2 separate regions of the Homo sapiens genome follow, and region 2 is linked to region 1. Evidence: chromatin contacts called from ENCODE Hi-C or POLR2A ChIA-PET data. All regions are on one chromosome and are shown on one strand. The core of a region is the stretch at or near the end of the contact, and the rest is flanking DNA. Distances in the headings are between cores, read along the strand shown. Region 1 holds the start of MTHFD2L (methylenetetrahydrofolate dehydrogenase (NADP+ dependent) 2 like). Region 2 overlaps RASSF6 (Ras association domain family member 6).

The links. Hi-C counts contacts between places; a loop is a spot of excess contacts on that map. ChIA-PET counts read pairs that join two places held with the same protein, here RNA polymerase II (POLR2A). Pooled maps may share reads with other maps.
Region 2: a map with no recorded cell type shows a loop between it and region 1 (2.7-fold over the local background). The contact joins the enhancer-like site here to the promoter of MTHFD2L in region 1. A Hi-C loop is called at or near these places in 2 of 168 maps with a recorded cell type or tissue (OCI-LY7 and prostate gland), 5 of 37 single-sample maps with no recorded cell type and 1 of 50 pooled maps. POLR2A ChIA-PET finds 5 or more read pairs at or near these places in 1 of 52 experiments (PC-9).

The regions. Positions count from the first base shown.
Region 1 is chr4:74,156,285-74,160,775 of GRCh38, forward strand. It overlaps MTHFD2L (methylenetetrahydrofolate dehydrogenase (NADP+ dependent) 2 like), which reads left to right and starts at 1,834. Exons shown (of 8, transcript NM_001144978.3): 1 at 1,834-1,997. The coding sequence starts at 1,855. RefSeq lists enhancers at 973-1,731, 1,732-2,488.
Region 2 is chr4:73,571,180-73,575,670 of GRCh38, forward strand. It overlaps RASSF6 (Ras association domain family member 6), which reads right to left. Exons shown (of 11, transcript NM_177532.5): 11 at 371-4,491. Among named protein-coding and RNA genes, the nearest start is that of RASSF6, 47 kb to the right of the region's middle. Within about 2 kb of position 2,737, at least 2 of the 41 ENCODE cell types and tissues checked have a DNase peak (open chromatin) inside an H3K27ac peak, as active enhancers do; they include OCI-LY7, where a contact is called at or near this core.

The sequences.
Region 1 (4,491 bases), core at 584-3,083:
CTCTATAATTTTGCCTTTTATAGAATGCCATATAATAAAAATCATGCAGTATGTAGCCTTTTCAGACTACCTTCCTTCACTTATCAGTATGTATTTAAGATTCATCTACGTCTTTTTATGGCTTGGTAGCTTGCTCCTTTTCACTGATGAATAATATCCCATTGTATGAATATTTCACCGCTTATTTAAGAACATCTTGGTTTCTGGAGAATATGAATAAAGATGCTATAAACATTCATATGGTGGTTTATTGCAGACATATTTTAAAATCAGTTGGGTAAATACATAGGAACATGGTTGCTGGATTGCATGGTTAAATGATATTTAGCTTTGTAAGAATCTGCCAAACTGTCTTCCAAAGTGACTGAATCATTTTTTTATTCACCAACAATGAATGAGAGTTCCTGTTGCCACACATCCTTGCCAGCATTTCGTATTATCAATTTTTTGGACTTCAGCGGTTCTAATGGGAGTGTAGTGGTATCTCACTGTTGTTTTAATTTGTATTTCCTTAATGATAAATGATATTGAATATTTTTCCATTTTTTTTGACCTCTGTATGCCTTTTTTGGTGGGTGTTTTCAGATCTTTTGCTCACTTTTAACTGAGTTGCTTTTCTTTTTTCTTTAATTGTTGAGTTTCAAGAGTTCTTCGTATATTTTGGGTGTAAGTCTTGTAAAAATGTTTTGCGAATATTTTCTCCCAGTATGTGATTTGTTTCTTTATTAACAGTGTCTTTTGCATGGCAGAAGTTTAAATTGTTTTTTTCTTTTATGAATTGTGATTTAAGTGTTTTATCTAAAGTCTCATTGCCAAACCCAAGGTCACCTAGATTTTTTCCTGTATTTTCTTCTAGGCTGCTTATTTGTGTCAAATGGATTTAGATCAGCCAGGAAAGAGTAGGGTATCCCATTCTTATTGATATGATTTTAAAGAGCATATTTTCTGACAGTCTATGATTTTAAAAAACAAGTTTTCTCAGTAAAAGTGCAGCTATGAAAGACGTTGTTCTGACTCAACAGCAGCAGCCTGACCTTGGGAGAAAAGTTGTTTCCTGTTAACTTCCCAGCTGGTTTTATCTGTGACTGTTTTTTGTGTGTCTGTCTTAATTTGCAAAATGAATGGACAGTCTAATGTTTTACTTTTTCAGAGGGAGCAGATATTTTGCTTCCTCACCACACAAGCTCACCACACAATGCAGGGTTCTTAGCCTGCATCGACTTGATCATAACTCAGGAAAAGACAGATATTGGTCAATATTTCCTTCCAAAAGTGGAGATGATAAAGTAGAAGTATAGAAATCCTAAAGTCCAGACCTTCCTTGTTCAGCCAGGTTTTGCTCCTTCTCCACACACCTTTGTTCTTTTCTCCAACTTCCAAGGAATCTCACAAAGGAAGTGGGAAACAATGAACCTATTACTTCTTTCCTGCTTTAAATCCAATTCCACGTAGTCACGGAGACTGTTGGGCAGGATCTCTGGCTTGGTGGAAAGTGGGGCGTGCTGCCTAAAGTGATAGTTTGGAGGCCTTCTCTGTGCCGTCGCTATGGGAATGCCAGCTATATGTTGGCTGGGTGCGGGGCCCAGTCGCCAGGCCACACTGCACGCTTCCACATCCTCAGAGGGCCCGGGACTTGGGTCCTGGCCCCGCCCCCTGCGGACCCGGCACTCTGTCAGTTCCGTCCCCGGTCCTGGGAACCGCTCTTTACCCCACTCTGCGTGTCTGCCGGAACCTGGCTGGGAAGCGCTACTTGCTGCCCTGCCAGCCCGGGTGAGGGCGGAGCCAGGCCTCCAGCCGCGAGGACTGGAGTCGCGGGAGGTGGAGCCCCAGTCCGGAAGCCGGGGATCCGCGGCCATGACGGTGCCGGTCCGCGGCTTCTCGCTGCTCCGCGGCCGCCTTGGCCGAGCGCCGGCGTTGGGCAGAAGCACAGCACCCTCCGTAAGGGCACCGGGAGAGCCCGGGAGTGCGTTCCGGGGCTTTCGGAGCAGCGGTGTGAGGTACGAGGGCTGCGGGCGCCGGGTGCGGAGCCGCTGGCGGTGGGAGGTCGGCGGGGGCGCGGGCGGCGCTCGCGCGCGTGGGGCCCAAGGCTCGTGGGCGGCCGCGCGGCGGCGGGCTGGGTCGAGGACAGCCTTGTCTGTGAGGTGGCCTTGCCGGTCGCGCGGGCGAGTCGCAGTTGCCTCAGCTTGGGGAACGAAAACGTGCTCTGCTCTGGGCTCTCGCACCAGAATGTTCCATCTTTGCAGCAGGTGCACTTGATTTAGGAAGACATTTGAGGCACTAAGAAAAGGTAGTATAAAAACACGTGGTCGGCTTGGTCAAACATTTGTTTTTACTTTGGTTATTTTAGTGTTTCGTAAATAAAGGAGTAGGCGTTGTGCAGATGACTTACTAATGTTTGCGTTTCTGAATTCCTTTGTTAATAGTGTTGTCTAAGTCTTTTCCAACTCTAAAATTATTTATGGTTTCACAAAACCAAATATCAATCCAGATTTCTCAGTCTTTTCATGTATGGCTCTCCCTCCCTAAACCTCTGTCAGGTGATGAGACTTAGATTCATTACATGTCTTGGTTGCTGGCAAGAACCATGCAAATACAACAGGGTACGCACTCTTCTATCTTATGCTTTACCAGTCTTAGTTGCAAAATCCGTCTTAACAAGATGAAAATATATCTTCTTGACCCAGAGCTTGTGAGTCCAGAAGAGCCTCTGTTTTCAGACTTTCAGGGCTTCCAGAAATGCGCTTTCATTGCCATTTTACGTCCAAAATTGTGTCTCACTCGAGTTTTTGTATCCGCCAGTGCCCAGCACAATCCCTAGAAAAGCAATGACTGGTAACGTGGAAACTTAGATACTGTTTATTTAATTTAAATCAGTTAACTCCCTATTGTGTACATTTAGATCTTAGTCTCGAGTGTCTGAATTTAAAAATTACTTCCTATAGGATTTGCTTTGGACATAATTTCTTGTGACTAGGTCTTCCACAAGGATATGTGAGAAAATAACAGTGAATCAGAGTTGTGTAAGCTGTAGTAGGTTGGGTAAGAATGTTCCACTTAGTTTGGAACTACCAGCTAGATCTACTACCTAGGAAAAGCAGATTCTGTAGAATTCTATTTGTTTTAAAGAATTGAGGAAATTATTTGCCGTCACTCTAAATTACTTGTTTGTATCATTATTTTTTGAATTTCAGTTGTTTTAGGGGTGCTTTTCAGGGTGAGGATAACTTGTTTCAAATAGTACAACTTGATTAATTTCCCTGTCAGCTTGCTGTAAACAACTCCATCTCCCCATCTTCTCCATGACCTGCATACATTGAATGGAAGTCATTACAAACAACAGTTACAACCCCAAAATTTGGTTGTAGCCCCTTGCTTTGTACACACACACCAACTCATGTAGAATTCAAAACTTTTAAGTTACACATAATGACCTCTTTATAATTTAAAATAGTTGAGTGCAAAGGTTTTGGAAAGCTATTATCCCTATGCACTGTAAGAGTTACTAATTTCAGCCCGGCTGCTTTCAGTTCCACTTGATGCAGATTATAGTTATAAAAAAAGTAATATATTTTGATAGTTTTTATTTTTTAAAGAGGGCACTAGGCAAGTTAAGATAAGGCGGGGGTTTTGACGCCCTCTTTGTACTGAATACCATCTCTGAAGGTGAGGTTGGCCCCAAGGTTGAGAAACACCTGTGGACTGGTGGGTCTCGGGTGGGGAGGAATTCGGACAGTGTGTTGATGCTTATTGGTGTCTCTTTTCTCTTCTAGGACCAGCAGAGAGAAGAGATTCCATCTTCCAGAGGTTGCCACTGTCTGCCTCCCCACTTGTCCCCATCCACAGTCATCTTTTTTATATATATAATGACACATTAGTTGTCTAGTTCTTCATAGTTAATGTGGTTTAAGTCTGACATCTTTTCTTTTGCCATGAAATTTACACCTTAGTGTTATTCTCACTGAAAATTGCCTTTGAGTTTGATAAACTCTTATCCCAGTGATATTGACTGTTTTAAATTAACAGATTTATCACCATTTCTGAGCTGTGTAGGGCCTTAATTGAAAAAGTATCTTTGATTATTTTTTCACATTTTGGCCACATGCCTATAATAATGGAATATTTACAGTACTTTTTAGTGGAGAACTTTTTTAAGTAGAATTTCAATAATTAATGTTTGATGGAGTTTGGAAGTTACCGTATTTTGAAGTATCGTTTAACATTCTTCTCTCAATGAGTTTTCCTTTAAAATTTGCAGTGAATTTGTTTTCCTGTTTATGCATGAGAATTTAGGTCTTATTAATTGGGGGAAATTAATGTTAAAGTAATAAATAAGCCCTTGTTGCAGCTTATTGTTTCTTGAAATGAATTAACTATCCAGGCAAAAGGTTAAAAATGAAAAAAAAAGTCTTTGTAACTAAATTTTTCCCATTTTGTTGTGGTATTTGAGGAGTTTACAAATCAAAATGTCCTGGGTTAAAAGGCATCACATGA
Region 2 (4,491 bases), core at 1,487-3,986, 580 kb before region 1:
GTTGTTATTAGTTTGAACAATATGAAATCATTGCCTTTGTAGGTCAAATATTGGCAATTTCAAATGGCTCAATCTAATAGGTATTAGATGTTATTAATTTAGAAGACAAATGAATGTCATTGAAAGGTTTTGCCCTCTGTAACTACATCCTATTTCTTGTTCTTTCCCATATATATGCCTCCACCTAATAGTTATACCTGCTGTCTTTATCACTTCATCAATTGCATTGCAAGGGGCTTCTTTCCCCTTCAGTTTCAAAAACCAATCTAAATAGCCCTAAACCAAATTAAACAGTAATGACACCTAACTGAATATTTCATAGTAGAGCCAAGAGATAATAAAATATACCACTATATCAGGGAAAAACATATATATATATATAATGTTTAATATTTTTTCAGCTATGGGACCAGACTTGTAATAAGTAATACATACATATGGGGAATTTTATAAAAATATTTCAGATAATTCCTTCACTCATTCATTTATTCTTTCATTCACTTATTTATTCAATCAATTTTTATTGAGCACATCCTACGCACAAGACACAATATTAGGTACAGAAAAGCTATAAAGATAAATGTGACACATTCTTTACCATTAATAATAATATATATTATCTAAAATTTAATTTGAGCTAATATATAACTGACAATGAAATATTTGGACCACCTAAAACAAGGATAAATTATTCTGTGACAAGTTTATATTCTTGCATTATGCAAAAATGATTCGAAAATAAACTATTTTTTTCCCAGAAATTGTATGAGCTATACATTGCTATGTAACAAATTGCCCCAAATTTAGCGGCGTACTACAACAAACACTTCTTATCTCATACAGTTTCTGAGGATGAGGAATCCAGAATGGTTTCCTTGGGTTTTCTGGCTGAAGGTCTCTCATGAAATTACGGTCAAGCTATTAGACAGGGCTGCAGTCATCTGAAGGCTTGACTGAGGCTGGAAGATCTACTTCTAAAATGGCTGTTGACAGGAGGCCTCAATTCCCTGCTGGCATTTGATAGAAGGTCTCAGTTCTTCATCATGTAGGTCTTTCCAGGGCTGCTCAGGACATGGCAGTTGACTTCCCCCAGAGCAAGTGGTCCAAGAGAGAGCAAGGAGGAAGCCACAGTGACTTTTATGACCTACTTCAAAGTCTCACAGTCTCTTCCATTTTCCTGTATTAAAAGTAAGTCCCTAATTGCTAAAAGAGTACATTTTTAAATGTTCTCACCACAAAGAAATTATAAGAGGTTATGGATATGTTAATTAGCTTGATTTAATAATTCCATAATGTATACATATATAATAATATAATATTGTACCCCATAAATACATACAATTATTATTTGTCAATTAAAAATAAAATAAAAAGACGTAAGTCACTAAGTCCAGCCCATTTTCAGGATGAGGAAGATTAAGCTTCATCTCTTCAAAGGAGAAGAATCAGACTTTATGGATATAAAACTACCACAGAAGTGATGTTAATGTCTCATTTGAATAATTGATTTGAAATTTTTTGCATTTGGTAGAACTCTGTGCTTGCATGTGCTTGTTACTTTTTTGTTCATAAGTTTTAAATAATAACTTTACTATTTCCTGATGTAAAAAGTAACAAATATAAACTATAGAACACTTAATACAGATAGGGAAGTTAGAAAAACATGAATCACTCATAATTCTACAATGCAGATATAGCCATTTTTAACATGTTTTTATTTCTTGTGTGTATATATATGCAAATATTAGTGTTCACACACACAAATACATATATATATACACACACATACATATATAATATATATGCCTTAAGTACATAATAAATATTTTGGAACATGTGTATGTGTATATTCTTATTTAGATATATAAGAATTTACCCCTGTAATTAAAATTACTTGGAAACAGAATTTTAATGGCTACATAACAATATACAAATAAATGTTTATTTCCCTCTTTTTTTTTTTTTAGAGACGGAGTCTTGCTCTGTCGTCCAGGCTGGAGAGCAGTGGCGCCATCTCGGCTCATGCAACCTCCGCCTCCCGGGTTCAAGCGATTCTCCTGCCTCAGCCTCCCGAGTAGCTGGCATTATAGGTGCCTGCCATTGCACCCGGCTCATTTTTTGTATTTTTAGTAGAGGCAGGGTTTCACCATGTTGGCCAGGCTGGTCTCGAAATCCCAACCTCAAGTGATCCACCTACCTTGGCCTCCTAAAGTGCTGGGATTACAGGCGTGAGCCACCGTCCATGGCCTATTTCCCTCTTTCATCTTTTAAAATAATTTTCTGAACATTTAGGCTTTTTATTTCCTTTTGTCACAATAAATAACAATATAAAACATATCTTTGCAGAATGTCTTTGTATCTCTGGTTATTTTCATATGATAGGATCTTACAAGTAGAATTATAGGATAAACAGACTACTAAATTGCCTTCAAGAAAAATTATATCTATTTGTATTTTTACCAGAAGTTTGAGTCCCCATCTCATGGTGATTTATTGAGTATTTAATGTTATCATTTCTTAATCTTTGCTAATAGGCCAAAATGTGTATTTATTTATTTATTTTACTTTGTACTTCGGTGGCATGTCAGTTATTATTTTACTGTCTCTCAGCTCCACATTCACTGTTGGTTGCCCGCTCCGTGAAAATAGATATAGACTCTTGAAATGTTTCCTTTGCAGCTTGCATGATGGCATACTTTGTCAGTAGAGGGCGCTGGAGACACACTGCAAGAGGAAGGGGTCTTTCCTGATTCCTCCAGGCTGACAGGCCAGGCTACTGGAGAGCAGGCTTTTTTCCTTCACTACTTTGCCTGGAGTGGTTTCTGCAGTGCTGGTTGCCTGTAGGGTGCAGCTTTCTCCAGCATTTCTCCACTTGCTTCTCTAGCTTTTGCTTTGGGCAGTGGTGGTATAACCTGGAGCCACAGTGCAAGCCGGTCCTGAAGCTCCAATTGCTGCTCTCCATTTCTTCTCTTCAGCTGGGTGCACACTCATACAGAGGACCCTGCTGGGCTGGCCAACTACTGAGCCACTTGCCTGAGCTTTGTCTTGTGCAGTCTCGTCACACAAAGTTATGCTAGGTTCCTGCAAAGTAGGTCCCTCCGGCTCCTAATCCCAACAGTGCCTCGAACAGAACCCGTGACTCCTTCTTTGTGCTTACCCTTTGGCAAAGCCCCAAGTCCCTCTGCATATCTGCCCACCTGCCTCAGCTGGTCCACACCTAGGGGGTTGGCTGTACCAGCTTGTCCAGTATCTGTGGTCCTGCTCTGGCCTGGGCAAGCCAGCAAACTTCTCTCCAGTGGGCTGCAACCACACCTTCTCCAGTGAATTCTGAAACCCTCATTCCTGCCTTTCCTTGTTAGGATTCTTTCCCTCAGCCTTAGGGTACCTTCTCTTTTCATCTTTATTATTATTCTCCTATCATAGCTTAATTATTATTTATATTAAACTTTCCCTGTTTAAATTACTACCTTGTTTCTGTCTTCTGATTGATACAGACTAACACAGTTGTTCACTGTTAAGATACGACTTTTTTCATATACTTAGTGGCCATTTGCATTCTCTCTTCTGTGATTTTTCTTTTCATATCTACCTTTTTTTTCTATGTAAGACTTGGTTCTTCTCTTATACATTTCAGTCTATTGAAGACTAACCTTTTGTCATGTTCATGGCAGGTACATGACACTAGTTTTTTATAAGTATGTTGAATTTTAACTATTACATTTGCCTCATTTAAGTGAGATGAGACTATTTTCTTATTAATATTGACAGGTGAAAGAATAGCGATGCAAGCCTCTGGTTTACTCAGTAAGAGAGACTTCTTAGGCTTGAAAAGGCCATAGCACACTTTCACCTTCAACCAGTTTAGGTTTGGTAATACTGAGAAGTAATGCCTTTGTCTTAAAAATGTTTCATATTTTAATATTGTTAATCTTCCAGTTGGGTTTACTGCATATAATCTCATTCCTTAGTACATGTAATATGATCAATTTACTACAATGCTTATGAGGAATGCAAATGGAATTAGTTTACAGAATGAAAGAATGTTGCATATAATTCCATTTTAATACAGAATTTATAAATAAAATCATAGTTTATACTTATAGCATTTCTTCATTTTTAGTGTTTTTTTTTCAAGTGGGTTAAACAGATCTGTGAGTACCTTGAGAGTTGTCATGTAGAATAAGATGCTAAGAGGGCAGAGTTTGGGATTCCCTATGTAACTTCAGCTACAACAGCCTTGCTTTATCCATTGTATTCATTCAGCAACAAATAGGTATTTGTGGGCCAAGTCTTACTTTAGCCGATGTAATATGTCTATGTGATATAAACATTTTTTTGAAAAATAAATAAAGAAAAAGTTCAATTAACTTAAAAAAGAGCTTAAGAAAAGCTTTGAACTGATGAAAGGTCTTTCATCAGCAGAAGAGAGAGAATAAAAGGGCTGGGGGGAGGTTCAGAAAATTTCAATTAGGATTTCTTAACAGAGTCCAT